Regions from separate parts of the Homo sapiens genome. Here regions 1, 2, 4, 5 and 6 are each linked to region 3. The links are chromatin loops, found by intact Hi-C in ENCODE. Cell type or tissue: endothelial cell of umbilical vein. All regions are shown on one strand.

Region 1 (5,000 bases), 300 kb after region 3:
ATTTCATTCCACTGACCTTTTCAAAGGCTTTTGTCTAAAAGGTTAGAAGTAATTCCACTTCTGGGAACTGATTCTCAGAAATATTCAGAGATATGAACACAGATTTATGTTCAAAGGTATTTAGCATGACATTATTTATAGTAGTCTAAAAAAAACAGTGTGAGAGAGATTAAATGGTGAACATTGTACATTTCTTATAAGAAAATATTATGTAATCATAAAAACAGAATTGTTGAGGCCTGGCATGGTGGCTCACACCTGCAATCCCAGCACTGTGGGAGGCTGAGGTGAGATCGCTTGAGGCCAGGAGTTTGGGCAACATAGCAAGACTTGGTTTCTACAAAAAATAAAAATAAAAAATTAGCCAGGCATGGTGGCAAGCACCTGTAGTTCTAGCTACTCAGGAGGCTGAGGTGGGAGGATTGCCTGAGGCCAGGAGTTCGAGGCTTCAGTGAGCTGTGATCGTGCTACTGCACTCTAGCCTGGGCAACAGAGAACGGCCCTGTCTCTAAAAATAAATAAATAGGCTACTCAGGGCACACTGCCCATAGGGTAGCCCTGCTCTTTTACTCTTAATTTTTAAGGAGCAGTTAAATATAAATAAATAAATAAAAAATAAATAGAATTGTTAAATAGCTTAGTATTCTAAGGAGATGTTCATAATATATGGTGAGCTTTTAAAAAGGGATACAGGCCGGGCACAGTGGCTCACGCCTGTAATCTCAGCACTTTGGGAGGCCAAGGCGGGCAGATCACCTGAGGTCAGGAGTTTGAGACCAGCCTGGCCAACATGGTGAAACCCTGTCTGTACTAAAAATACAAAATTTGCGGCTGGGTGCAGTGGCTCACGCCTGTAATCCCAGCACTTCGGGAGGCCAAGGCAGGCGGATCACGGGGTCAGGAGATCTAGACTATCCTGGCTAACACGGTGAAACCCCATCTCTACTAGCCGGGCGTGGTGGCGGGCGCCTGTAATCTCAGCTACTTGGGAGGCTGAGGCAGGAGAATTGCTTGAACCCGGAAGGCAGAAGTTGCAGTGAGCCGAGATTGAGCCATTGCACTCCAGCCTGGGCAAAAAGAGCAAAACTCCGTCTCAAAACAAAAAACAAACAAATAAAAACAAACAAACAAACAAACAGGATACAAGGCCAGGTGTGGTGGCTCACACCTGTAATCCCAGCACTTTGGGAGGCTGAAGTGGGCAGATCACTTGAGGTCAGGGGATTGAGACCAGCTTGGCCAACATGGTGAAACCTCGTCTCTACTAAAAATATAAAAACTAGTCAGATGTGCTTGCCTGAACCCAGGAGGCAAAGGTTGCAGTGAGTCAAGATTGTACCACTGCACTCCAGCCTGGGCAACAGAGTGAGACTCTGTCTCAAAAAAGGCAATTCAGTCTTTTAGCAAGAATGGTTGCTTGAGGAGTTGAGGACGTTACCTTTTGGCCCACAAAGTCTAAAATTTTTGTTTGTTTGTTTTTGTTTTTGAGATGGAGTCTCACTCTGATGCCCAGGATGGAGTGCAGTGGCGCGATCTTGGCTCACTGCAACCTCTACCTCCCGGGTTCAAGTGATTCTCCTGCCTCAGCCTCCGGAGTAGCTGGGACTACAGGTGCGGGCCACCATGCCCAGCTAATTTTTGTATTTATAGTAGAGACGGGGTTTCACCATATTGGTTAGACTGGTCTTTAACTCCTGACCTCGTGATCTGCCCACCTTGGCCTCCCAAAGTGCTGGGATTACAGGTATGAGCCACCGCGCCCAGCTCACGAAGTCTAAAATATTTACTCTCTGGGCCTTGATGGAAAAAAGTTTGTTGAGCCCTGGTATATAACAAACAAACCAAACACCTCTTGTGGCTACATTGGGCCCACTCAAATAACCCAGGATATCTCATTCAGTTGATTAGCAATCTTAATCCCATCTGCAACCTCAATCCCGCCTTGCTGTGTAACATAACCTTGTCCCAGGTTCCTTATACATGGGAGAGGAAGGCAGGGGAGTCCGTGTCAGAGGGATGCGGCCTGAGAGACTCCACCGTCATTGTTGGCCCTGAAGGTGGACAGGGCGATGAGCCGGGGCAGGCAGGCAGCCTCTAACAGCCGGAAAAGGGAACGAAAGGAATTCTCCACTACAGCCTCCACAAGGGACCGTCCTGCCAACGCCTTGATTGCAGTCCGTGAGACCCCTTTGGACTTTTGATCTCCAGAACTGGTAAGATAATAAATTTATGGTGTTGGAAGCCACCTGTCTGTGGTAATTTGTTACAAAAGCAACAGGAAGCAGATACAGCTCTGGCGAATTCAGGAAGTGAGTAATGGTAGAGAGTGGGGAAATCAGGAAAAACGTCAACAAAGTCAAATTAATTATTCGGTGGAATATGGGACTGTAATTCCATTCATTCATTCAAGCATTAATTCATTCAACAAATACTTATTGGGACACTAGGCCTGGTGCAGTGGCTCATGCCGGTAATCCCGGCACCTTGGGAGGCAGAAGGGGGTGGATCACCTGAGGTCAGGAGTTAGAGACCAGCCTGGCTAACATGGTGAAACCCTGCCTCTACTAAAAATACAAAAATTCACACACACCTGTAATGTGATGGCACACGCCTGTAATCCCAGGTACTGGTGAGGCTGAGGCAGGAGAATCGCTTGAACCCAGGAAGCAGAGGTTTCAGTGAGCCAAGATTGCGCCACTGCCCTCCAGCCTGGGTGACAGAGTGAGACTCTGTCTCAAAAAACAAACGAACAACAACAAAAAAACCTCCAAAAAACCAAAATACTTATTGGGACACTTAACTTTGTGCAAAGACTTCAGCTAGGTTTCTGGGATCTGATGGTGAAGGGGACAGGCTAGCCTGATCCCATCCCCACGGTGCCTAGAGTCCCGTGTGGGAGGAAGACAGTTGAAGAGTTAACCAGGGGATTAGTAAAAGGTGATGAGGTGATGAGGGGGAGTGGGGGGGAGGGGGTCTCCTGAGGAAGTGATAATGATGCCCAGATCTGGAAGACGGCTGTGCTGGCCAGGGAGAGGGTAGGGCAGGATTACAGGAAGTGGGGGCCTGCAGGGAGAGGACAGCAGGGGGTACTCTGAGGGCCTGGGTTATATTCCTTCACCCTCTATCTGGGGCTCGGAGCATAGTGGGTCCTCAGGGGAATTAGAAGTAAGGAGGAAAGACATGAAGGAGGGAAGGAAGGTGGAAATGAGGAAGGGAAGAAGGAAGTGGAAATGAAGAAGGGAAGAAGGAAGTGGAAATGAAGAAGGGAAGAAGGAAGTGGAAATGAGGAAGGGAAGAAGGAAGTGGAAATGAGGAAGGGAAGAAGGAAGTGGAAATGAGGAAGGGAAGAAGGAAGTGAGAGAGAGGGAAGAGGGAGAAAGGAGGGAAGAAGGAAAAAAGAAGGAAGAAAGAAAGTAAGGAAGAAAGCCGGGTGCTGTGGCTCACTCCTGTAATCTCAGCATGTTGGGAGACTGAGGTGGGCGGATCACCGAGGTAGGAGTTCGAGACCAGCCTGGCCAACATATAGTGAAACCCCATCTCAACTAAAAAAATACAAAAATTAGGCCGGACGCAGTGCCTCACGGCTGTAATCCCAGCACTTTGGGGAGGCCGAGGCAGGAGGATCACCTGAGGTTCAAGACCAGCCTGGCCAACAGGGCAAAACCCTGTCTCTACTAAAAGTACAAAATTAGTCGGGCGTGGTGGCGGGCACCTGTAATCCCAGCTACTCAGGAGGCTGAGGCAGGAGAATTGCTTGAACCCAGGAGGTGGACGTTGCAGTGAGCTGAGATTGCGCCACTGCACTCCAGCCTGGGCGACAAGAGTGAGATTCTGTCTCAAAAAAACAAAACAAACAAACAAACAAAAACCAAAAATTAGCCGGGTATGGTGGCACACACCTGTAGTCCCAGCTACTTGGGAAGCTGAGGCAGGAGAATCACTTGAATCCCAGAGGCAGAGGTTTCAGTGAGCCAAGATTGAGTCACTGCACTCCAGCCTGAGCGACAGGGCAAGACTCCATCTCTAAAGAAAAAAAAAAAAAAAGGAAGAAAGAAAAGGCAGGAAGGGAGGAAGGGAGGAAGGGAATAAGGGGGGAAAAGACACATTTAACCTAACTAAGGAAGAACTGGATACATGTTGCTAACATCTGATACACACTCCATCTCCATCTATGTTGACCAAACAGACTTTTACCCCAGTTTTGAGAGCTCCAAGTCTCCAGGATAAGCTGTCCCCACCCACAATCTGTGAGCCTGGGCCTTAAGGGAAGATGCTCACTGCACCTTTCTCACCTTCCCATGACATAGGGCCCTCCACGGGAAGCGGCTGCAGCCATCACAATGCCTCATCTTGCCATTAGTCATATTTCTGATCTGCTATTCTATGAAATGCCCAGAAAAGGCAAATCTTTTTTTTTTTTTTTTTTTTGAGACAGGGTCTCATTCTGTCACCCAAGCTGGAGTGCAGTGGTGTGATCACGGCTCACTGCAGCCTGGACCTTTCAAGCTCAAGCGTTCCTCCCACCTCAGCCTTCCCCGCCTGCCCACCCCAGTAGCTGGGACTACAGGTGTGTGCCACCACGCCCGGCTAATTTTCATATTTTTTCATAGAGATGGGGTTTCACCATGTTGCCCAGGCTGGTCTCGAACTCCTAGGTTCAAAAAATCTGCCCACCTTGGTCTCCCAAAGTGCTGGGATTACAGGCATAAGCCACCACGCCTGGCTGAAAAGGCAAATCCACAGAGACATAGAGTGGATGAATGGTTGCCAGGGGCTGGAGGTGGGAACAAGAAGGACAGAAATGAGGGAACCTTATTAGCATGATGAAAATGTTTCCAAAACTGAGTTGTGAAACTAACTGCATAATTCAGTGCATATACTTAAAAAATCATTGACCTGTGCACAACAAAATGGGTGAATTTTATGGTATGTAAATTATACCACAATAAAATTGTTTTTAAAAATTCAATTTAAACACAAAATTTCCTGGTTTGCCTAAT
Region 2 (5,000 bases), 260 kb before region 3:
ATTATTACTCAAATCAGTCTCCCTGAAAAATTCAGAGACTGGGGTTTTTAAAGGATAATTTGGTGGGCAGGGGGGCAGGGAGTGGGGAATGCTGACTGGTTGGGTTGGAGATGAAATCATAGGGGGTCGAAGCTGTCCTTTTGCACTGAGTTGGTTCCTACATGCAGGCCACAGGACCAGATGAGCCAGTTGATCAATCTGGGTGATCCCAGCTGAGTGCAGGGTCTGCAAAGTCCCTCAAACAGCAATCTTAGATTTTATAATACCAGTGTTATAGGAGAAATTGGGAAGTTTAGGGATATTTTGGCCTCTGGCTGCATGACTCCTGAGCAGTTAACTTCTGATCTTGTGGCTCACTTGTTAGTTGTACAAAGGCAGTCTGGTCCCCAGGCAAGAAGGAGGTTTGTTTCGGGAATGGGCTGTTATCATCTTTGTTTCAAAGTTAAACTATAAACTAACTTCCTCCCAAAGTTACCTATGCCCAGGAATGAACAAGGGCAGCTTGGAGGTGAGAAGCAAGATGGAGTCGGTTAGGTCAGATCTCTTTCACTGTCACAATTTCTCATTGTCACAATTTTTGCAAGAGTGATTTCAATCAGAGCAGTGCCCCAAACATTTTTTTGTTAATAATTTGAAGGATGTTTATTTTAGAAAACAAAAAGGACATCAAGGTAGCCATCACGCAAAACTCCGAAGTGTCTTAGACTTCCTTACTCTTACTGTACAGCATTATGTTGGGTTTGAATTAATTAGGGGGCATGGGGCATCCTGATCGCCTCGGGATTTGTGGCTTTAAAAGTCTCCGGAGAGGACTGGCAGCAGTTCCCAGGGATGTGTGCCATTGTCTGGGACAGAGCAAGCCGAGTTCGTTGAGCTACAGCCTACGGTCCAGGGACCTGACTTGGCTGGAGGCTGGACATGTCCTACTTCTCTTAACTCAGCAAATGGACGGAGGTCAGGGAAAGGTTGACTCGGGGTAGGGGCTGGAGGAGGTTGCAGGGAAGCCTGTGGAAGCCACTCTTGCAGCAGGTCCCGGGAGAGCCCCAGGCCCTGGATCTGAGCATCCTCAGTGGGGCTTGGGGATCCGTACCTCTAGAGGGCAGTGGGGCTCCACCAAGAGTCCCTTCCAGTGTCTTCCCAGTGGCCAGGAAATACTCCTCACCTTAGAACGGGCCTCCCTGCTCAGCCTAAAGGGAAATTTCTACCCACAGGTTGCCTTGGCTGGGCGCAGAGGATGGATCTTTCCACATCCAGTTGTTTGTGCGGGGGAAAGCTCATTAGGAAGGAAAGTATCTAGTGTCAGTAGCATGTGAACGTTTCCAAGCACAGAAGCCCGACAGCTGTACCTACTTAGGGGGTACCTGGGGACTCCGGGCCACACAGAGGCCATCTCCCACCAGCCTGGCCAGGGGGAAGTCAGATTTCTGGGGCTCATAATGTTCACATGGAGAAAACGTGCATTTCTACTGGAGTGTTCTTGGCCAGACTCAGGCTTTTAGATTCCCCAAAATAAATCTCCTCGACGGTTCGCCCCTGCCTGCTCCTACCCCTCGTTCTTGCTTGGCAAACAGGGAAGTCCCTGGATGCATTTTGGTCCAGAGATCAGAGCCCCCAGGGATCAGAGCCTCATGGGCTGCACCCTCTAAGGGCCACAGAATCCCTGTTGGGGGCAAGGTTAGGGGGTGCAAGCATATCCACTTTGGGTGCACACAGACCTGGGTTCAAATCGTCACTCTGCCACTGCACAGCTGCAGGGTCACCAGCTTGCACCCACTCTGAGCCTCCGGCTCATCTGAGAAATGAGGAAAGCCCCACCTTACGGGATGGCCGCAGGGCTCGGGGACAGAAATCCTGGAACCAGTATATATAGCACAACACCAGGCACATCACAGCCCCTGCCAGAAGCACCACCAGCCGCACCCTCCCTGCTGCTAATTTTTCCCGAGGCACCCATTGCTGAACTCTTCTGTTCTTATGGTTTATACAGTCTATCCTTCCTGCTGGGACACAAGCTCCACTGCCGTGTCCAAAACACTCTGTTCTAGGCACAAGGTTGGCATCAAAAAATACCTGTTGGGTGCATAAATGAATGCTTTGGAGCTCGTATTACAGTTCTCTGGGCCTCAGTTTCCCCAGCTGTGCAATGCGGATGATGGCATTAGAAGTGTCAAAGGTGGCTTCAGATGGATTGAGCAAATGTGCAAGAGCACCCAGCCCAGGCAGGCAACAGATGCAAATCCACTCTCCCAATCAGATTCCGAGGTTGTCTTGGGCTTTACAATGGAGTCAGGAGAATCGCCACCCTCTGGCCTCCAAGTGCAGCTCAGAGGGATGGGTCACTGGCCAGGCATTGATACAGACTCACCCAACAAGGCCTGCAAGTTCTCTGAACAGGCGCCCTCATGTTGGATCCTCCCAGGGGCCAGGCAGGGAAGACTGAGGCCAGGAAACACCCCAAGGCTCAGAGAGGTGGGGTCACTGGGCGAGGCTGTCTTGGCCGTTTCTCTGCATAAAGCAGCCAGGGGCTGTGAAACTCCAAGGTGAGAGGTGGCCCATGGGTGACAAACGGGAAATGGAAGGCCAAAGAAGTGTGAGTGCACCGGGGAAGCAGGGTGTCTTAGTGGGAAGAATGTGGGCTCTGGGATCAAGGAGACCTGCCTTCCGGCCTGCCTCAGCCACTCACCATGCAACCCCGGGGAAGCCATATCACCTCTCATTTCCTAATCAGTGAAATGGAGATAACAAGAGCCCTTGCTCTGCAGAGTGCTGGGAACGGCTCCTGCAGCGGCTGGCACACACTTGATAAGCAGTTAGGAAAGAGCAGATATTACTCTTTGTATGAGTTCTCTCTTGTTGCCATAACAAATTACCACAAACTTAATGGCTTAAAGCAACACAAATTTAACATCTTACAGTTCCGGAGGGCAGAGGTCCTAAAATCAAAATATTGGCAGGGCTGCCTTCCTTCTGGAGGCTCTAGGGGAGATTCTGTTTCCTGCCTTTTCCAGCTCCTGGGGCCATCTGTTTTCCTTGGATCATATCACTCCGATCTCTCTGTCCATCATTACATCTTCTCTGACGGTCCTGCCTCCATTCCATAGGGATCCTTGTGATTCCACTGGGTCTACCTGGATAATCCAGGATAATCTCCCTGTCTCAGAGTTCTTAACATCATCACGCCTGCAAAATCCCTCTTGCCTTATGAGGTAACATATTCACAGGTTCTGGGGATTAGGGCGGGGACCTCTTTGGGGCCATAATTCAGCCGACCACACTGTTCTTATGATGCCTCCCATCCTGGCCCTGCTCCACTGTTCCTCCAGCAGGCACTGTCTATCTCTGTCTCTCTCTTGCTCTAGCCTTGACACCAAAGGAGTTATTTGGTTCTAATTTGGGGTTCTGGTTGGATGAATTGCAGGAGAAAGCTTGTGTCTCCTCAAACATCCCCCCATTGTCCCCGGACCATACAGGTTGTAGTCAAGGGACTTGTTAGAAGGCAGGCGGCAGCCAAGAATTCCAGAGAAAGCTGCATGGGAAATGTCCCCATTCATTCATCAAATATCAGAGCACCTACCACATGCCTGGCACTTCTGGTCACTGTGGGCACAACTGTGGACTGGGCAGACTTGACTCTGCCCTCGAGGAACTGACCTTCTCGGGGGAAGACAGGTGGGAGAGTGATCCTATCATAGGCACTCAACCCAAACAAGACCCCAGGTATTGCGAGGGAGGGTGGTGGAGCAGATACATTAGCTAGGGTGGCCACGGATGGCCTCTTTGAGGAGGTGGAACATGACCCAAAGAGCCATGCAGGGGATGGGGGAAGTGCGTTCCAGGCAGACGGCTTGGCAAGTGCAAAGGCCCCGAGGCAGGAACGTGTTTGGCTTCTTCAAGAAACAGCAAGATGGCAGCGTGGCTGGAGGGATGAGGTGGTCTGAGAGTAGCTGGGGGCCAGATCATAGCAGGACCCTGGCTTTTATTCTGAGTGAGGTCAGGGCCTTTGGCGGGCTTTAGCAAAAGGTGCTATCATCTGGCTCATATTGAAAAGGATCCCTCTGGCTTCTGTGAAGGGAACAGACGATAGCAGGCCAGAAACCAGGAACCCAGAAGGAGGCTACACAGGCAAAGGAGTAAATTGAGGAGAGTTTTAATGGATTATTCACAAAGGCACAGGAGAGAGGGGAAACGTAATGCAAGATGAATCCCCCAGAGCTATCAGCACTGGGGCACCTCTGCCGCCCCAAGGCCCGAAGAGGTTAAGGAGGAGAGCAGTTTCTGGGACCGGGAGGGATGGCACCCCATGGAGAGGGCCACTTGGAGAGACAGTGGCTTTTGTTGAGGGACATATCCAGGCCACGGCATGAACACCCAACCTTCCATCTCTTGCTGGCACCTCCTATTGAAGGAACCCTCTGAAAGCCAGAGGTGCCCCGGAGAGGCTGGTCATATGGTCCGCCTCCCAGGCCCAGAGAGCTGAGGGTGAACCTGGAGGGCAAATGGAAGACACTGGAACAAGCTCCCTGCCCAGCTCCCTGAACGCAGGGCAGCTGACACTGTAGCCTCTGTGCCTGTAGCCACCGTTGCTGTCTAGCTTTAGAACTTGGATCCTTGAAAAAAATATTAGGGCTGCTGCTCCATGGCAGCCCTGTGCAGAACACACCAGGAGGGAGAGGGAGAGACACGGAAGATGTAGCGCGCCCCCCGCCTCCTTAGGCTGTTCTCCCATTGCTATAAAGAAATACCTGAACCTGGGTAATTTACAAAGAAAAGAAGTTTAATTGGCTGATAGTTCCACAGGCTGTGCAGGAAGCACAGTGGCTTCTGCTTCTGGGGAGGCCTCAGGAAACTTACAATCGTGGTGGAAGGCTAGGGGGAAGCCAGCACATCACATGGGCAGAGCAGCAGGAGCAAGAGAAGGGTGGGGAAGTGCTACACACTTTTCCATGACCAGATCTCATGAGAACTCACTATCACGAGAACAGCACCAGTGGATCCACCCC
Region 3 (5,000 bases):
CTAAGTCTAACTAAGGACTTGCCTAGAGATCCAATTACCCAGAGTTTCAGTTCACCCTAACCAGATTTTCTGGGTAGTGGGTAGCACCATGGCACAGGCATCAAATGCTTGGACCAAGTACCAGTTTCTAGTTGTGTGCAGCTGGACAAGCTACTCCTCTTCCCTAAACCTCAGTTTTCTCATCTGTAAAACAGGAATCAAGCATGTAGCACAGAGACTGACACATGGAAAGGACCCCTCAGTGGTATAACTGCTGCTGGGATGAGAGTGATTTCCCAAGTCCCCCAGCCATACTGTACGTAGAGAACAAGGCTCAGCCCAGTACTCTCAACAGGGCAATGTGGCCCTCCAGGAGACATGTGGCAATGTCTGGAGACACTCTAGGTGTCACAACGCAGGCAATGTCCTACTAGCATCTGACGGGTGGAGGCCAGGGGTGCTGCTCACCCTCCTACATCACACAGGACGCCCCCAACCACCACCAGGAACTCCTCCAGCCCTAAAAGTCAACAGTGCTGAGACTGAGAAGTCCTAGCTCTGAGGAATGACGGCGCAGCCACAGATCCTTCCCCCATTTTCCCCCAATGATTCGCGTCACTGGGAGGTGGGAGGCAGTAAAGATAAGCAAGAAAACTGAGCATGGCCATCAATACCTTGTGCCTAAATTTTGCTACTCCAGGAAGCCCAGAATAAATGCCCGGAAAGTCTTCATTGAATATGGAACCGTGGAGACAAAAGTGACTGCATCTCAAGCTGGGTGTGGTGGCTCACGCCTGTAGTCCCAACACTTTGGGAGGCTCAGGTAGGTAGATCACCTGAGGTCAGGAGTTCGAGACCAGCCTAGCCAACATGGTGAGACCCTGTCTCTACTAAAATTACAAAATTAGCTGGGCGTGGTGGTGCATGCCTGTAATCCCAGCTACTCAGGAGGCAAGGCTGGAGAATCACTTAAACCTGGGAGGCGGAGGTTGCAATGAGCTGAGATTGCACCATTGCTCTCCAACCTGGGCAACAAGAGCGAAACTCCATCTTAAAAAAAAAGTGACTGCATCTCAGGTGCAAATGCGCCATGCTGACTTCTGATTAGCCCAGTCCCATGAACACCCCCGATTCCTACTTAATTCACCGTCCTTCACATAAGAACATGTCAACCTTGATGTTATCGCACAAATTACAGGTGATGAAACATACAGCTTTCTTGCCTCTCCTGGAAGGTGCCCGTAATTGTCCTGCTGGGGCACGCGGACCCTTTCCCTGTGGTATAAGCCCTGGGTCTAGGGAGTAACAGTATGGACATCCACCTGTTTTCCTGCCGCCCAAAACTACACTTCTGTCTGTTCGGCTCCCCCAAAAACCACGCTTCTATCTGTAAGTTTCCCCCAATAAAACACCCTTTAACGACAAACTGGATTTGCCTGCCTTGTTCTTTGGTTTCAGGCTCCTTTGGAGGCCACTTTGTCTATGCAGCCCTTTCATGGAACAGAAATATCCAAAATCAGATTAGTGGTAGAGTTTCCTCTTTTAGAATAACTTTCAAATGCCCCTTAATCACCAACAATCTTTTAGAACAACATGCTGACTCATAAGAGCACCCCCAGGCCAAGACAGGCACCCACGTTTAAAAGCGTTCAACTGCACACTTTATCTCTGATAGACTGTGGCTATGCCTGCTCTTGACGCAGGCCAAAGAGAGCTGTGGGGTCTGCACATTAAAGAATCAGAGGTTTTATTTTTTCCTTCCCCCCGACAACCAAAGGGTGCTCAACAACATGTGGCTGTAGGAAATGATGCTCCCAGCCCAGCTTCCTCACTAAGAAAAGGGCTTGAGTGAGTTCAGAAGTTCTGTCCAATATAAATACCGCATCAACGATCCCCTCCCATGAGTCACTTCCTCCCACGGAGTTCATCACAAGTTTATTTCGTTCCCATATTATGGCAAGATTACGCCATAAATTTACAGAGATCGGCCGGCTGTGTGGCATTGTTTGGGGGCCTCATCTTTTCCCACCGTGGTCTGCATCTGGCACCTGCTCAAAGGCCTCTTTTAGTCCAGCAATGACAGCGCTACGATGATCTACAGCCACGATCCAAACCCGTGGCTCCACGTGGGAAGGGGGAGAAGGCACTGGAACATCTTGTACGCCACAAAAACAAAACAGGGACACAACCTTCCTGCAAAAAGACATCACACGAGTCCTTCTCCAACCTTGCCTGATTTCTTAAGAGACAGACATTCACACAAGGAAATGGCCTTGCTTTGTGGGTGCAAGAAGGTGCCATCTTGCACTGTGCGTGCACTCACACATGTTTAAAAAAGAGACAGGGGAGACCCAAACTGGGGCTGTCCACAGTCACTAAACCAAGTCAAGAGAATTTTTCTTTTTTTTCTTATTCTTTTTTCTTTTTCTTTATTTTTTTGAGACAGGGTCTTGCTGTGTTGCCCAGGCTAGAGCGCAATGGCACAATCACGACTCACTACAGCCTCGACCTCCTGGACTCGAGTGACCTCAACCTGGACCTCCTGACCTCAACCTTCCCAGTAGCTGGGACTACAGGTGTGCACCACCATGCCCAGCTAATTTTTTTGCTTTTAGTAGAGGTGGAGTCTGGCAATGATGCCCAGGCTGGACTGAAACTCGTTGGCTCAAGTGATCCTCCTGCCTTGGCCTCCCAAAGTATTACAGGCAGGAGCCACCGTACCAAGCCTAGGAGAAGTTTTATAACTGAACTAAAACTTCCTCACATCAGATAACTGGACAGTCATTTGCATAGAGCATTTGGGTTATATGAACACATCATAACAGGGTTTCTCAGGCCCTTCCTCAGGTGGGGGCTGTCCTGTGCATTGCAGGATGCTGAGCGGCATCCCTGCTCTCCACCTATGACATGCCAGTAGCACTCTCAGCCTCTGGTTGTGACAACCACAAATGTTGCCAGACATTCTCGAATGCCCCCAGGATGAGAACCATCACATTAGAGGAGTGTGGTGAGGTTTGTGCCAAGGGGAGAACTAGTCCAAAAGCCCCAGAGGCCCAGTTCCACCAACCCAACCAAAGATAAAGAGGTCAGAAAATGAGAAAAAAATAGCAAAATAATACTTATTTCATTAAAGACAACCTCACCAAGATGGACATTCACAGCACTATTTTTAGTAGTCAAAACCAAGAAAAAAGCGAGGCGCAGTGGCTCACACCTGTAATTCCAGCACTTTGGGGGGCCGAGGCTGGTGGATCACCTGAGGTCAGGAGTTCGAGACCAGCCTGCCCAACATGGTGAAACCCCGTCTCTACTAAAAAATGCAAAAATGAGCCAGGCGTGGTGGCAGGTGCCTGTAATCCCAGCTACTCAGGAGGCTGAGGCAGGAGAATCACTTGAACCCAGGAGGCGGAGGTTGCAGTGAGCTGAGATTGCACCACTGCACTCCAGCCTGGATGACAGAGTGAGACTCCATCTCAAAAAACAAAAACAAAACAAAACAAAAAAACTGAAATTGAGAAACAGCCTAAGCAGCCAAAAAATAAGTTAATGAATGAAATAGTGGCACATTCTTTCAACAGAACGCTGCACATGCGTTAAAAATCATTAAAATCAGATTTTAATAATACGAAAAAATTCTCATCGTATACATATAGTTCAATGAGGGAGGAAGTTTAGGAAGCCTTCTATGGAGTTCAGTGATAATTTTACAAAAATGTGTGTGGATATTTACACTCGGATATGCTTAGAAAAGAGACTGAAAGGAAATCCCTTGAAAAGGTAAAAGGTCTTTTGTTGGGTGAAAATGGAGATGAACTGGTCAGGCACGGTGGCTCACGCCTGTAATCCCAGTACTTAGGGAGGTTGAAGCGGGAGGACAGCTTGAGGCCAGAAGTTTGAGACCAGCCTGTGCAACACAGAGAGACTTTGGCTCTACAAAAAATTTAAAACTTAGCTGGGTGTGGCAGTGCATACCTGTAGTCCCAGCTACTTAAGAGGCAGAGGCAGGAGGATCCCTTGAGTCCAGCAGGTCAAGGCTGCAATGAGCCATGTTCATACCACTGCACTCCAGCCTAGGTAACAGAGTGAGACTCTGTCTTGAGAAAGAAAGAAAAGAAGAGAAAAGAAAAAAAGGGAGGGAGGCAAAAAAAAGAAAGAAAGAAAGGACAGAAGAAGGGAAAGAGGGAGAGGGAGAGAGACAGAAAGAGGGAAGGAAGGGAGGGAGAAAGGAAGGAAGGAAGGAAAAGAGGGAGGGAGGGAGGAAGAAAGGGAGGGAGGGAGAGAGAGAGGGAGGGCAGTTTTGATCCCCCTCTTTACCTGTAACTTTTTGTTCTAAATGCCTTAACTGTGAATGTTTTTTAATAACCTGGGAAGGGGGGCATGCCAGGTTAAAACAAAAATAGATCTGCCCATCTGACAGCATCACAGACTCTAAGCACAGAGTCCCTGTTCTTCCTGCTGGAAGACACACGAGCCACATCTCAAAAAAATATAACATGTCCTTCACAACTAGCTGAAGAGTGGCGTATGCCATTCACTTCTTCTAGGATGGCTGACATTAGGGACTGCTCAATGATAAGTCAACCCTCAAATGACCCTAGCAGAGCCCACAGCCCTACGTCTTGAACAACTTCAGACTGGAACAAAATTAAAGTAATTCGATAGGAGATAATGACACTCATTCCCCAGGAAACACCCCACCCACAGGATCTATGCTGCTGCTTCCAGACCACAGATGTTCTTGACATCAGATGCACACTCAAGATACGGTTTAGAAGCCAGGGATCCAGCCAGGTGTGGACCAGTGGGAAAAGCAGCAGCTGTGTGGGAGAGAAAGCTCCCTCTCCACCCAAGAGTTGCCAAGGACACAGGTCCTGCAGAGTCTGAAAGAACCTATTGGCCTCTGGACATAAAAATCCCCTAACATAGGGCCGAGCGTGGCGGCTCACTTCTGTATCCCAGCACTTTGGGAGGCCGAGGTGGGTGGATCACCTGAGGTCGGGAGTTCGAGACCAGCCTGGCCA
Region 4 (5,000 bases), 70 kb before region 3:
AAAATTGAGGCTTCACAAGCCAAGATCTTAACCCTATCTGTGTCATTATAAAGTTCCAGTAAGTTTAAAAGTACTTTGGAAAGTAGAAAGTACTGCATCTCTTCAAAGAATGTTTACTGTCAAATCCAGTTTCTCCACAGCCTCAGTTTATTGTTTTGCATCTTTAATATAACAGGATTTGTAGCTAATATTTATGGAGCATTGACTATGACCAAGACACCATTTTCGGTGCCTTATCTGTTTTACCTCATTGAATCTCATAACAACCCTGGAAGAGAGACATAATTATTGGCTCCATTTTACAGATGAGAAAAGTGTGGCACAGAGAAGTTAAGTCACTTGCCCAAGATCACACAGTTGTGATGTGGCCAAGCAGAAATTCTAATGGAAGCAGAAGGCAGGGAGTCTGGGTTTGGGAGAGAACAAAGCTCACCCTGGGTTTGTTTATTGCTGAAATACTTTCCATCATCTCACTCAGATAAAACTGAACACACCTCTTTCAGATCTTCAGTTTTTCACAGGGCCAATGCCGCTTTCTGTGCAGAAAGTTTGGAATTTTTTTAAATGCAAATATTTCTCTTCTCTATTTAACGACCCCACCCATTGGATGGGATATTGGGCTTTCCCTCAAGAGACCACCGTGCAGGGCATAGTGGGAGCATTTGGATCAGCCTGTGTCAAGCCAGCTGTCTCTGATGCCTGGAACTGCATTCTATGTGCCCAGTTGCCTTGGCAGACCAAGTGTGGTTCGCCTGGAACAATCTGGTGCCCTTGTCTCCCACATGTACACACACACACACACTGGTGTGCATACACCCACAATCCCTGCACGCATGAGCATGGGCTGGGGAGGGTAGCTATTGAACACGCGCACACAAAATACCCACATTTTGAAACCTTAGCAGAACTAGTTCATACACCTGGGGCACAGAGTTAGCAGCCTCAATAAAATTCGAGGCTTGTGTTAGATCACACAGTAAAACAGAAGCCCAGTTTCTCATCCAAGTTCTTTCTCTCTCTCTCTCTTTCCAAATGGAGCTAAATTTGGCATTAGGCTGACCTCCACCCCCACCACGAGAACATCAAACACCCGGTTTCAGTATTTATGACAGTAAAAACCCTTTCTCGCCCTTAATATATCTGTCTTCTGTCTGAGAGCATTGCTTTTACAGATGATACGATATCAGTAAATTTTTTTTGCCATTATGTCATAGGCTTGACCACTAGCAGAGGACAGGATAAACTGGTACCCGTTAAAACGTTCGAAGTCCTGGCAGGGTCTTGCTTTCAAAAGCGCAGCTCAGCTAAAACTATGTGTCATTGAGGTCTGCCGTGGCAAAGCACACCGTTTACCTAACCCAAGGCATTTGGCTTCAATCTAGTTAAAAAAAAAAAAAAGAAAGAAAGAGAGAGAAAGAAAAGAAAGAAAGAGAGAGAAAAGAAAGAAAGAAAGAGAGAGAAAGAAAAGAAAGAAAGAAAGAGAGAGAAAGAAAAGAAAGAAAGAAAGAAAGAAAGAAAGAAAGAAAGAAAGAAAGAAAGAAAGAAAGCAAGCAAGCAAGCAAGCAAGCAAGCAAGCAAGCAAGCAAGCAAAAGCCTCTCAGGTTTATTTACTGAAATTGTCATTTCTTCCCCCCCCCACCCCCACACCCCGAACTTTAATCAGCCACGCAAAGCACAAAACCTACATTCAACTCTGATTTTATGACAGGAGGCTAACTCCTCCTCCGCGAATTTATTTCACTTAACTCTCGAAGCCCCTCCCACTTGGCAGCCAGGCCCTGCAGCCCCCAACGCAGTGCTCCCCTCTGAAAAACACAACGCTTTGCCCATTTCCACTTTTAAAGACCGATTCGTTATTGTGGAGCCAAAGCCCCTCCGCAATCCCGACCAGATGGGACATTTTCATATCTTATGCTCCTTATAGTTAACCCCCTCCCATAAGATCCAAGTGGTGTGATACCAGGACTAAATCCAAGAGAAGGGGGAAAGAAGCAGAAACAGGGAAAGTACAGTGTAATCAGATCCCCAAACAAACTGATGGTACATTGCACTTTAAAGGGGTAGCTGGAGGACTCTATCCAGCAGGCACATCAAAAAGGGGGAAGAAAATAGTTTAAATGTCCCAGAGCATCCGCTGCTGCTGTAACTGTTAGAAAGCAAAGTCTTCCTTACTATACTTGCTGTATAGTAAAATGCCAAGCCTGTTCTCTTAAAAGAAAAAAAAGTAATAATAATAATACTGCAGCGTTATGGCATTTGCTGTCAAAAGCCGAGTGCTGAAACGGTTAAACAGCCAGCGGTTAGTAGCGAGAATCCCTCCCGGTGTCCCGTGGAGAGGAAAATCCTCCCGACAGACTGGCCTAGGGAATCCCGGCCTGGGACACTTCCCTGCCCCCGCGTAAAGTTGTCCAAAGTCGCCTTCCCAAGTGTCCCTTCCCTGGCCGGGGCGCGGGCGCCCCTCCGCGGGCCCCGCTACCTGTGCGCCGAGGGCGAGCGGGGTCCCCAGGCCTCCCGCACCGACCTCTGCCGGGAGCTGAAAGTGCTGCCCGGGACGGGAGCAGCAGGAAAGGGCCGGGAGGAGCGAGCGGAAAAGGCTGGAAGGGATCGAGAGTCAGTTACCTTGGTCCACAGACCCCATGATGCGGAGGGGATGGCAGTGCCCCAGTCTGAACGCAGCCTCTCTCTGCATCTGGAGGGCACGGGGACTTGGCGCGTGTTTGGAAAGGGGGATCTGTTTGTATCGACCAGCAGCCGAGGGGACGCCGTCTTCTCTACCGCGTGCCCGCGGGGCTGCCCTGGCCGAGGAGCCTCGGAGCGACCCGGGAGCTGCGCGCCTCCCGGCTCCCGGCTCGGCGGAGTCGGCGCGGCTCCGCGATCCGGCTTACTCCAGAGGCAACGCGACTTCCTTCCCCGCGCTCCGTGTTTATAGGCTTTCAATGCAGTAAAATAACGGGATTCCCTCACTGTTTCCTCCTGTTTATCCAGCGCCATGGAAACCACTGGATCCCGTCCATCTCCAAAACTAAGGGCTTTCCTGCAAACTTCACACTCAGGAATCCATGACGTCGCCTCCTCCGCGGCCAGCCAGCTCCGTGGCTCCTTCGGCCGCCAGCACAAGTCCCTGATTGTTCGGGAGAAAAGTCTGGGAGAGGGAGCGAAGCGGGCGACGGCGAGAAGAAGGGGGTGGGGGCGTGCGAGTGTCCAAGTCAGCCCTGCAGGAGCTCCAGGCGGCTGTTTGCAAGGAGTGCCCAGCCACCGCCTTCCCTGGCCCGTGGCAGCTTTTCATAAATCAAGCCCGAGACTCCCAAGCCCCCCATTTGCCAAGCGGGCGCCTCTTGGAGAAAGCTGCCCAGGGTTCAAATCAACACCCCAGGTTGTCCAAGCTCCTGGACGTTTGCCCAGGGGCCCTTCCCAGTCCCTCACGGCCTCTGGCTGCCCAGATTTTTGTGTGTTCAAGGATGGTGGGGAGGAGGAAGAGGAGAAGGAGGAGGAAGGAAAAGAAATAAATAACGGTGCCTTGTGTCAACTCTCCAACTTCGAGAATTTTTTTTCAAAGAGTTTATTTTTAGATTCATTTAGAAAATCCAAGGTTTCCAGTGATGCTCAGAGGCTCCAGAAATAATGAAATGGCCAAAGAGAAGCTGAAACCAGGCAACCCATGTGTTTACACATGCTCTGAATAAACAGGAAAATAAAGAGAAAGGATATCATGAACTTTGCACAGTGTCCAGAAGAAAGTCCTTGCGATGCCACGCATGGTTCACAGCAATAGGCCACGAGACCCCCAGAAGGTCCGTGGGGAGGGGGAGAGGGAGAGGTGCAGCGGTCAAGATGCCTTTTCTGGACTTGGACTAGGTCTGCCTCTTCACCTGCCTGCAGGGTGGGAAATTCTGAGCCCAAAGATAAAGCTGGCTTTGAAAATGGACTTCAGATACTGTTGTGAGCTCTGATAAAATTGTGGATAGCAACCAAGGCTGGTGACTCATCACATACACACCCCCCCTCCCCCCGCACGCTCTTACAGAGAGACTTGAACTTAAAGAGGCATCGAGAGGCAGCTGGCTCCATCCGTGGGACCACTCTGTTTTCCAGTACTGGCCCACAATAGCCTCACTGGGCAGCTCGCAGACATAACCACTCCTGCTGGAGATAGATGCTGGCCCACAGAGACCAGCTGGAACTGCGCCTGAGAAAGCCCCACCCCCAGCCCCGCCCAGGGGACTCTCTTCAAGCCTGCCTCAACCAGGGTGGCCTCCAGCAGGACAGTCTAAGTAATGCTGCTCCCCCAGAGAGCAGCCATTATCTGTCCACCTACTGTGTGCCAAGGAATTCAAGGTAGGGAAGTCTCACTGACTCTCGAGTAACTCAAAAATCGTGGCGCCACCAAATTTCTTGCAACCACCCTGCAAGGAGGGGATCCTCTCTCCCACTTTCCAAAAGGGAAACTGAGGCACATAGAAGGCAGGTGGCTTGCCTGTTGATTTACTTGGCAAATTCTGGGGTGCAGCCTTTAAGGGCGTAGAGAGGATTCTTTTCAGTGGAGCCTATTGAGGAAGACTCATTCCCTGAGGCCTCCTTCACCAACCATCTGAAGCAAGAACAGGGTGACCAACCTTCCTGGTTTGCCTGGGATTGAGGGGGCTCCTAGAATGTAAGACTTTCAGTTTTAAAGCTGAGAAGGTGGAACCTTCCACCCAAGGTGGAACTTGGGACAGGTTGGTCATCCCAGGCGTGAATGAAACTCAACTTCCTTTTGCCAGTATCCAGACACCAAGGAAGCCTGCTAACCATTGTCTTCTGCAGACAGTTACTACACTTAGTAACACTATGAATGGCAACCCCTCACCTCAGTACCTACTAGGTGCCAGGCCCTGAGCTAGAGTCATCTATAAATTCCCACTCACAATCCCACTGCAAAGTAATAGACTAAAGCTGAAAGGGGTTAGCCCTGTGCCATCCGATATGGCAGCCACTAGCCACATGTGGCTATTAAAATATTA
Region 5 (5,000 bases), 350 kb after region 3:
GAAAAAGATGTTCCTGAATAGTCTGCTGACCGCAATTCTAGCATTCTCTCCTAAAAGATATAGAGAAGATGGTAGAAGAAGATGGGAGGAGATGGATCTCCAATCCAGTGTCTCCCCGTATTCATCATTTGTGTACCACCTTCACAATTTCTGCCAAATCTAAGGAGTCAATGTTTTACTTAATACGCATATAGGTAAAACAATTTAACTCATGTCCTTTCCTTTATACAAATGTATTTTCACAGGAAACTTTATATATTACTATTATGAATGGAGAACTTGGTATTCATTATTAAACAGCAGGTAATGGCACAAATTAATTTCCAGAAAAGAAAAAAAATTCTAGGCCAGATATGGTGGCTCATGCCTGTAATCCCAGCCCTTTTCTGGGAGGCTGAGGTGGGAGGACCGTGTGAGCCCAGGAGTTCAAGACCAGCCTGGGCAACAGAGTGAGATCCCATCTCTACAACAATGACAAGTTAGCCAGCCATGGTGGCACACATCTGTAGTCCCAGTTGCTTGGGAGACGAGATGAGAGAATCCCTTGACCTCAGGAGTTGGAGGTTGCAGTGAGCTGAGACTCCGTCTCAAAATAATAATAAATAAATAAATAAAATAAAATTCTAGGGAAGCAGTCTAATCTGCTAAAGGCTGTGCAGCTGGGGCTTGCTGTCTGTTCAACAAGGGAAATTAGTTAAGTGTGGAGAGGTGATAAAGATCTATTAGCACCAAACAGAGACTTTCTCCTTAATGTAATCCGAAAGATTGAAGATGAACCCCTGTAGATTTATTGTGTTTTTTTTTTTTTGAGACGGAGTCTTGCTCTGTTGCCCAGGCTGGAGTGCAGTGGTGCGATCTTGGCTCACTACAAGCTCAGCCTCCCGGGTTCACGCCATTCTCCTGCCTCAGCCTCCTGAGTAGCTGGGACTACAGGCGCCCACCAGCGTGCCCGTCTAATTTTTTGTATTTTTAGTAGAGACGGGGTTTCACCATGTTAGCCAGGATGGTCTTGATCTCCTGACCTTGTGATCCACCTGCCTCGGCCTCCCAAAGTGCTGGGATTACAGGTGTGAGCCACTGCGCCCAGCCTATTTATTGTTATTTTATTTATTTTTATTTTTTTGAGACAAGGTCTTGCTCTCCTGCCTCAGCCTCCCAAGAAACTGGGATTACAGGTGCGCACCACCATGCCCGGCTAATTTTTGTATTTTAATAGAGATGAGGTTTCACCATTTGCTGAGACTGGTCTCAAACTCCTGGACTCAACCGATCCTCCTACCTCAGCCTCCCAAAGTGCTGGGATTACAGGCATGAGCAACCACACCAGGCCTTATAGCATTATTTAATGCCACATCCATGCACCATCTAAATTATCTAGCTTATGGACAATAATAATCTTCAGACCACACCTTGCAGCCATTCCTCACTTTGGGGAAACTGGCACTGCCAGAGTTTCTCAAAGCATTTTCCATAGTGATTTGATAGGCATTAAACTGATCTCCTAATCCAAGACTTTTTTCAATCCTTATGCACTGAATGAAGAACAGTTTCACTTTTTTAGGACCAAAGATTGTTTACCAATAACTTACCTAATATTAAAATATGGTTTTAATGCCCATTTGCTTTAGGGCAAATAGGAGGGTTATAAAACCTCACTGGATGGATCCAAGAGGAGAAAAAAAAAGATTGGCTTTAAGGGAAAAACAAGAATGCCTAATTAGCTTTTTGTTTTGTTTGGGTGACATCACATGTATCATTAGGCTTAGAAAGTTCATTTGCCACCTTATTTGTATGAGTTTTTGAGTTCCTTCCATATCTATTTTCCTGTATTGGGGCTTTTTTTTTTTTTTTTTTTTTTTTTTGAGACGGAGTCTCACTCTGTGGCCCAGGTTGGAGTGCAGTGGCATGATCTCGGCTCACTGCAACCTCTGCCTTCAGGTTCAAGCGATTCTCCTGCCTCAGCCTCCCAAGTAGCTGGGACTACAGGTGCGTGCCACTATGCCCAGCTAATTTTTGTATTTTTTAGTAGAGACAGGTTTCACCATATTGGACAGTCTGGTCTTGAACTCCTGAACTCGTGATCTGCCCGCCTCGGCCTCCCAAAGTGCTGGGATTACAGGTGTAGGCCACCGCGCCCGGCCGCGTTGGGGCTTTTAGAATTGAATTTACTGTCTGTGAGAGTTCTCTTCTATTTCAATTTTAGGGCTAAAGAATGTGGTTTTTTTTCCCTCCAGGCAAATGAGATTAAATAAATATTTAAATTTTGTGTGAAGTTTATTTAACATTTTCCACTCTTTGCTATTGCTTAAGTGCAAAGTTTTGTCTTTTTTTAAACATTATAATTGCTACTTAGAATTCTAAGCTGTAATTTTGCTGTTATGTAAATTACACAACTTCAGTAGTAAAACCAAGCAAATAGTATTTATTCCTTCCTCTGCCTTGGAAACTGATTCCTTCTGAAAATAATTGCAGAAACTAATGAAAGCAAGATCCAGTTCCTGCCTAGATTTGGCTGGTCTGATTTTAAGCCACTCCCCACAGGAAATAACAGATAAAATGATGCAATACTAGCTAGCATTCCTGGCTGTTTCTGACAATCCAGGAGCTATGTGACTAATATATCAAGTGAAAAAAATATTTCCTTGATTAAAGTCATAATAACATATTATGTGTAATAACACAGGGAGTATAGATGACTCAGATTCCAGGAATAATAGAAATTGGTGGCTCAGCAACTTAAAGCAGCTAGAAAGGATTGTTATGCCACATGGGGGTTGGAGAAGGGCTTGCCAATTGCACACTGAAGTTAAACAAAAGCCTAACTTAATTTTTATTCCTGGTTAAAAAAAAGTCTATTATGTACATCCAGCCAAAAAACCAGTGCCTTAAACAAGATAAATGCGTATTTTCTCTCAATTAAACACTACATAGGTAGTCTAAGGCTTCAATGACTCTCCTTGGTCCCAAGCTGCTTCTTTTTTAATTTTTTTGAGATGGAGTCTCGCTCTGTCGCCCAGGCTGGAGGGCAGTGGCGCGATCTCGGCTCCCTGCAAGCTCCGCCTCCCGGGTTCACGCCATTCTCCTGCCTCAGCTTCTGGAGTAGCTGGGACGACAGGCGCCCACCATAACGCCCGGCTAATTTTTTGTACTTTTTAGTAGAGACGGGGTTTCGCCATGTTAGGCAGGATGTCTCAATCTCCTGACCTCGTGATCCGCCCGCCTCAGCCTCCCAAAGTGCTGGGATTATAGGCGTGAGCCACTGCGCCCAGCTCCAAGCTGCTTCTTTCTTGGTTCTCTGCTTTGCAGAGTCAAATGACCTCATTGCCGAAGATGGCGGCATCCAAGTTCCAGGCAGCAAGATGGAGAAAAGAACAAAGAGAAAGCAAAGATACCCACCCGAGGCTTGACACTTCCATTTATATCCCATTGGCCAGAACAAAGTCACGTGACCGTACCTAAGCTACAAGGGAGGCTTGGAAAGGTAGCGTTTCTTTCTGAAAAAATTCAGCCCTGCTGAGAATTCAATTCCATGGAAGAAAGAGACAGGATCTTGACAACTAGAACTTTCATTAAAAAAAAAACAGGCCGGGCGCGGTGGCTCACGCCTGTAATCCCAGCACTTTGGGAGGCCGAGGCGGGCGGATCACGAGGTCAGAAGATCGAGACCATCCTGGCTAACACGGTGAAACCCCGTCTCTACTAAAAATACAAAAAAATTAGCCGGGTGTAGTGGCGGGCACCTGTAGTCCCAGCTACTCCAGAGGCTAAGGCAGGAGAATGGCGTGAACCCGCGAGGCAGAGCTTGCAGTGAGCCAAGATCGCGCCACTGCACTCCAGCCTGGGCGACAGAGCAAGACTCTGTCTCAAAAAAAAAAAATAATAATAAAAAAAACAGGCCAGGCGTGGTGGCCCACTCCTGTAATCCCAGCACTTTGGGCGGCCGAGGCGGGTGTATCACCTGAGGTCAGGAGTTCGAGACCAGCCTGGCCAACATAGTGAAACCCTGTCTCTACTAAAAATAAAAAAAAAATTAGCTGGGCGTGGTGGCGCGCAACTGTAGTCCTAGCTACTCCGGAAGCTGAGGTAGGAGAATCTCTTGAACCCGGGAGGTGGAGGTTGCAGTGAGCTGAGATCACACCACTGCACTCCAGCCTGGGTGACAGAGTGAGACTCTGTCTCAAAAAAACAAACAAACAAAAAACCAAAAACAAAAAACCTTTTTCTTTTTCTTATTATTTTTTTGAGTCAGAGTCTTCCTTTGTCTCCCAGGCTGGAATGCAGTGGCACTATCTTGGCTCACTGCAACCTCTGCCTCCCAAGCTCAAGAAGTCCTCCCACCTCAGCCTCCTGAGTAGCTGGAACCATAGGCATGTGCCACATCACCTGGATAATTTTTTTGTGTTGTTTGTAGAGACAGAGTTTTGCCATGTTGCCCAGGCTGGTCTAGAACTTCTGAGGTCAAGCAATCCTCCAGCCTCGTCCTCTCAAAGTGCTGGGATTATAGGTGTGAGCCGCCAGGCCCAGCTGATAACTAGAACTGTCTACCAAAACATAATTGCCTTTCTGGGCTTAGCCCAGAGTTTCATGTAGATAAAATATTCATTAATTCATTTAGTCATTCAATTGCTTAATTCAATAAATATTTATTTATTTTTGAGACAGAGTCTCGCTCTGTCGCCCAGGCTGGAGTGCAGTAGCATGATCTTGGCTCACTGCAACCTCCGCCTCCCGGGTTCAAGCAATTCTCCTGCCTCAGCCTCCTGAGAAGCTGGGACTACAGGTGCACCACTGCACCTGGCTAATTTTTGTATTTGTAGTAGAGATGGTGTTGTGCCATGTTAGCCAGGCGGGTCTTAACCTCCTGACCTCAGGTGATCCACCCACCTCAGCCTCCCAAAGTGCTGCGATTACAGGTGTGAGCCACTGCGCCCGGCCAATAAATATTTATTGAGTACCTAGTATGTGCCAGGCACTGTTCTATGGGCTGAGATATACTGGTA
Region 6 (5,000 bases), 270 kb before region 3:
ATAGCAGTTGACATTTGAAAGGAGAATTTCAGCTGGCTCTATGCTCTTTGGAGCAGCTGTGTAACACTGCATGCTGATTACTTGGCCCTAAGAACCTCAGTTTCTTCATCTGTGAAATGGGAATAATGAGCTTGGTAGAGTAGTATGACCATGTGATAGCATTCATTGACTTCTCGGCATAGTTAGTGCCTGGACCTCAGTGACACTCAGGAAATGTTTGTTGCTATGATTTTACTTCTGGAGTGTGTCTAGAAAGGAAGATGCGGAGGAAAGGGCCATGGCAGTTCACATTCAGCTTCTTGGGAAATACAGGAGCCCAACCTGCCAAATATGTAGAATGAGCGCAGAGATGAAAAGACAGGCTTTGGAGTCAGGCCTGGGGCAGAACCAACTCTTCCACTTTCTAGCTGTGGTTTGGGGCATGTCGCAGGACTCTGCTAAACCTCTGTTTCCTCATGTGTGGCTGGGGATGATACAGAACTTCCTGCATATGGCCGATTCCAGGATTAAACGAGGAAACTCCATGTGGGCCTGGCACATAGAGGCACTCAGCACTTAGCATCCTCCGTGTGCACCAGGGTCTCAACACACACCTCAAATCTCCTGCTTTTTAAATGTCAGTGTGTCAGAGACCACTCTGTCTCCCCCAGATTGATTAGCTCCTTCTTCCTTGGCAATGGTACCTTTGGGTTTGAGCTGGGCTGCTGCCACCCTGAATAAGCTACATCTCCAGCAGCTACATGTGGCCAAGTGATCAGCTTGGGCCAATAAGCTGTGAGCAGATGTGGGCAACAGCCAGGCTGGGCCCTGAGAAGGAGGGTCACACCCTCCCCTCCGCTCTTCCTGCCAGTTGAATCCAGACCTGGCTGACCTGATGGTGAGGCACACTGTGGACCTTCTGGTAGGGAACATTCTGGAAGGAAGAAGAGCAACAAGAGGAAGGGAGCCTGGGTCCCTGCCCACAGAGCCACATATCCACCTGCTTATCCTGAAACTGCTCTGGGGGAGAACTACAAACATCTCTTTGCTGTTATTTGGGGTCTCCAGGTCAGCAGCTGAAACTGTACCCTACATACCTGTGGCAACTACTTCAAGTTGTGAAATAATTGTGCAGAATAACACCTTGTAAACACATCCATGGGCTGGGCATGACTTGTGGAACCACTTGTTTGCAATCTCTGCTTAGATTCAGAAACCTGACCCGGGAGGAGAGAGCAGGAAATAAACCTGTTTTGTTAGGAGAGCATCACTCTATAACAGTGATAATAATGAAAAGGGGCTGGGCGCAGTGGCTCCCCACACTCTGGGTGGCTGAGGCGGGCAGATTGCTTGAGCTCAGGAGTTAGAGACCAGCCTGGCCAACATGGCAAAACCCCACCTCTACTAAAATACAAAAAATTAGCTGGGGATGGTGGCGGGCACCTGTAATCCCAGCTACTTGGGAGGCTGAGACACAAGAATCGCTTGAACCCAGGAGGCAGAGCTTGCAGTGAGCCGAGATTACACCACTGCACTCCAGCCTGGGTGAGAGAGTGAGACTCTGTCTCAAAAATTTAAAAATAAAAAATAATAATGAAAAGGCTCAGTAATCTATGGTGAGCTGACTCTATCAAGACTATGCCCTTCCCTTTCCCTGCACTATCTGGTTGAATCCTCAAACCATCCTACACGAGAGGTCCTTTCAGAGGTACAAGTGTTTAAGACATTAAGTGCAGACCAAGACAGGCTCCACCCAGGACCAGCAGGTGGTCACAGGAACCTCTGACATGAGATATTCCAATCCCTTCACCCAAGTTATAGATGAGGCTGGGGCCAGAAGAGAGAAGGACAGGTCCTGCCCCTGGACAGCCAGCCAGGTAGTAGCAGCCTGGGGTCTTGGGAGAGGCATCACTGCAGGTAGAGAAGCAGAAAGAACAAATTTGCAAGGGAGCAGGGGATTCCCTGGCTCGTGGGGTGGGGGTCAGAACTTGCTCCAACTCCTTTTAAAGTGGCCTCTAGAAAGCAGATGCCCAAAGGGTCCCCGGCGTGTGATGAGACGGGATGGGGCGCCTTGCAGAGTTGGCTGCGATGCCCGCCCCAGAGGTGTCCTGAGCTTGGCCGCTCTCAGGAATCGCCCTCTCTCCCTCACCCTGCCGTCAGCAGCCCTGACTCAGGCTTCTGTCATCACAGGAAAGCTGTTTTCCCAAAGCAAGGAGGTCTGTGGTGTGCTTATGGGCAGCCACAAATGAGGGGTCACTGAGCTGCCAAACTGCAATAGAGCAAAGGCTATTTTTAACCAAGAGAGGGAGAGTTAGGGGGTTAGAAGGATATCCTGACAAGTCAGAAAAAATAAGGCATCACTTCCCGGGTTGACTCAGAGGGCCAGGCTTGCATCTCTCAGTCTCCTCTTGAACCCTGTACATTTTTTGCAGAAGAGTAATATGTAGGAACATCTCCTGGCTCTGCCACTTACTCGCTGTGTGACCTTGGATGATTTATGTAACCTCTCTGAGCCTCAACTTTCTCATCTGTAAAATGGAAATAATAGGAGTAATGCCCTGGCAGGACTGTAAGGACTGAGATCATAGCAGTCAAGCCCCCAGCGTGAATGGAACGCTCTGTTGATGAGCACGTCTTTAACCAGTGTCTGAGCTTCCTACTGCTGCTGTAATGAATCACCTCAAAATGAATGGCCTAAAACAATGCTGGTTCAGGATCTTACAGCTGTAGAGGTCAGAAGTCCTAGAGTCAAGTTGTGGCAGGCCTGATCCTCCTGGAGGCTCCAGGGCACAATCTGTTTCCTGCTTTTCTAGCTTCCAGAGGCTGGCCACGTTTCTTGGATCCTAGCCCCTTCCTCCATCTACCAAGCCAGCCAGCAGCGCATCATCTTCTAATCTCTCTCTCTCTCTGTCTCTCTCTGTCTCTCTCTTTCACACACACACATACACACACAAACACACACACTAGTCTCTCTGTCTCTCTCTCTTCCACACAGACACACACACACCTCTGTCTCTCTGTCTCTTCCACACACACACTAATCTCTCTGTCTCTCTCCTACACACACACACACACACTTCTGCTTCCATGATCACATCTCCTGTCTCCTTCTCTGACACTGATACTCCTGTCTCCCTCTTCTAAGAACCCTTGTGATTCCATTGAACCCACCCAGATAATCCAGGATAATCTCCCCCTCTCAGAATCCATCACTTAGCCACATCTGCAAAGTCCTTTTGTCCTTTTGTCATATAGAGAACCATATTCACAAGCTCTGGGGATCTGAATATGGACAACTTTGGGAGCCATTATACCAGTTTTCCACTGGTGTTGTGGAAGATGGAATAATGATTTTTAAAAATGGGCTGGATGGGTGCAGTGGCTCATGCCTGTAATCCCAGCACTTTGGGAGGCCAAGGTGGGCAGATCACTTGAGGTCAGGAGTTCAAGACCAGCCTGGCCAACATGGTGAAACCCCATCTCTACTAAACATACAAAAATTAGCCAGAAGTAATGGTGCATGCCTGTAATCCCAGCTACTTGGGAGGCTGAGGCAGGAGAATCACTTGAACCCGGGAGGTGGAGGTTGCAATGAGCTGAGATTGCACCACTGCCCTCCAGCCTGGGTGACAGAGTGAGACTCTGTCTCAAAAAAAAAAAGGCCTTAGAAGACATCTTAGGGTGTCTGTTTGGGTCTTCTTTGTTTTAAGATATATGCAACAAAGGCCCAAATAACAGTGGCTAAAACAAGATTCAATCTCAATCTCGATCTCTCTCAATCTCTCTCTCTCTTTCAAGACTGGGCTGAGGTGGCTGCTCTGCTCCACACAGTCTGTAGGCCTGAGGAGGTGTCCATCACGTAGGTTCCTACCCCCTCTACTCTGATGCTCCACCATCCGCAGGGTGTTCAGAGCACGTCCTCCACCTCTGCAGCCTGGCCAAGGGAAAGGTGACAGGCATAGCACACTCCCTTCCCTCTACAGTCACACCCAAGTGACCTTCACTTCTGCCACCACCACATTGGCCAGAACTTGGTCACATGAGCACACCCAGAGGCCAGGGAGGCTGGGAAATGTGGCTATTCCAGGTGGCCACATGCCCAGAAGCAATGGGAGTTCTGCTACTGAAAGGGAGGGAGAGAATTTGTGTTGGGGACAAATAGCAATCTCTGCCACAGGGCTGCTAGAGAGAAAACCAAGTTCTCCACCATAGACATGGGGCTAATGGGGGAGAATAAGCAGCTCCTCCCAAGGATGGATATTCCAGGGTAAAAATGCCCATCACACATATAGTTGGTGGCTTACCCAAGATCTATCTTTCTTCTTCCTTTCTAAGAGAAACCCTAGCTTGTTCAAGGTCACAGAATGCTTGGCCAAAAAGCTCCATCTCCCAGTCTCCTATGACATCATGAGATATAAGAAGTCTGCTGGGGGTTTAGCCATTGAATTCCTGGTGTGTGCCTTCACCCCACCCCATTTGCTTCCTCTCCCCACCAGAAGCTCAGGAGTGAGACCACAGGGGCAGCAGCCATCTTTCAAGCCCTACCAGGGGGCAACTAGGAAGAGCTCAAGTGCTTAATGATATCTCTGAGCCACTCTACCACTGGTGATTGTCTACCCTTAGACGTCTTTCTACCCAAGAAAAAGTAACCTCTTGTTTGTTTAATCCCATTTGCTTTGACAATTTGGTGTCTCCCTGGCCTGCCTATATGCTCTCTGCCCTTGTTCCCTATAGCAGCAGTCCCCAGTATTTTTGGCACTAGGGACTGGTTTCATGGAAGACAGCGTGTCAATGAACCAGGGTGGAACAGGGATAGTTTCAGGATGAAACTGTTCCACCTCATATCATCAGGCATTAGATTCTCATAAGGAGCACACAGCCTAGATCCCTCAAATGCACAGTTCACAATAGGGTTTGCTCTCCTATGAGACTCTAATGCAGCTGCTGATCTGACAGGAGGCAGAGCTCAGGTGGTAATGCTTGCTCACCTGCCACTCACCTCCTGCTGTGCGGCCTGGTTC

Evidence for each region. Peaks named below come from ENCODE experiments on the same cell type or tissue, not always from the same donor. Only the 100,000 strongest peaks of a DNase experiment are listed, where the experiment ranks them.
Region 1: it touches region 3 in a loop (9-fold over the local background); 2 of 110 quality-filtered maps call a loop at or near these places.
Region 2: it touches region 3 in a loop (4-fold over the local background); 36 of 110 quality-filtered maps call a loop at or near these places.
Region 4: a loop joins it to region 3, with 6 times the contacts of the local background. A loop is called at or near these places in 4 of 110 quality-filtered maps.
Region 5: it touches region 3 in a loop (5-fold over the local background); 4 of 110 quality-filtered maps call a loop at or near these places.
Region 6: it touches region 3 in a loop (6-fold over the local background); 36 of 110 quality-filtered maps call a loop at or near these places.

The regions. Positions count from the first base shown.
Region 1 is chr20:51,924,862-51,929,861 of GRCh38, forward strand. No RefSeq gene overlaps it. Among named protein-coding and RNA genes, the nearest start is that of LINC01429, 64 kb to the left of the region's middle. In endothelial cell of umbilical vein, no CTCF peak of the experiment used is centred here; DNase peaks (open chromatin) are centred at 2,250 and 4,220; H3K27ac peaks cover 2,743 bases.
Region 2 is chr20:51,371,369-51,376,368 of GRCh38, forward strand. The region is part of intron 2 of LOC105372663 (a long non-coding RNA gene); the gene reads left to right. Among named protein-coding and RNA genes, the nearest start is that of MIR3194, 79 kb to the right of the region's middle. In endothelial cell of umbilical vein, a CTCF peak has its summit at 1,065 (motif pointing right); DNase peaks (open chromatin) are centred at 1,123 and 2,813; H3K27ac peaks cover 1,710 bases.
Region 3 is chr20:51,629,670-51,634,669 of GRCh38, forward strand. All of the region lies in intron 15 of ATP9A (ATPase phospholipid transporting 9A (putative)), which reads right to left. Among named protein-coding and RNA genes, the nearest start is that of NFATC2, 89 kb to the left of the region's middle. RefSeq lists an enhancer at 1,205-2,404. In endothelial cell of umbilical vein, no CTCF peak of the experiment used is centred here; a DNase peak (open chromatin) is centred at 1,902; H3K27ac peaks cover 3,071 bases.
Region 4 is chr20:51,559,941-51,564,940 of GRCh38, forward strand. It overlaps a transcript of NFATC2 not described here. Among named protein-coding and RNA genes, the nearest start is that of NFATC2, 20 kb to the left of the region's middle. In endothelial cell of umbilical vein, a CTCF peak has its summit at 2,499 (motif pointing left); DNase peaks (open chromatin) are centred at 1,891, 3,011 and 4,001; H3K4me3 peaks cover 2,070 bases; H3K27ac peaks cover 2,241 bases.
Region 5 is chr20:51,982,579-51,987,578 of GRCh38, forward strand. No RefSeq gene overlaps it. Among named protein-coding and RNA genes, the nearest start is that of LINC01429, 120 kb to the left of the region's middle. In endothelial cell of umbilical vein, no CTCF peak of the experiment used is centred here; a DNase peak (open chromatin) is centred at 2,633; H3K27ac peaks cover 2,016 bases.
Region 6 is chr20:51,358,429-51,363,428 of GRCh38, forward strand. No RefSeq gene overlaps it. Among named protein-coding and RNA genes, the nearest start is that of MIR3194, 92 kb to the right of the region's middle. In endothelial cell of umbilical vein, no CTCF peak of the experiment used is centred here; DNase peaks (open chromatin) are centred at 2,253 and 2,693; H3K27ac peaks cover 3,080 bases.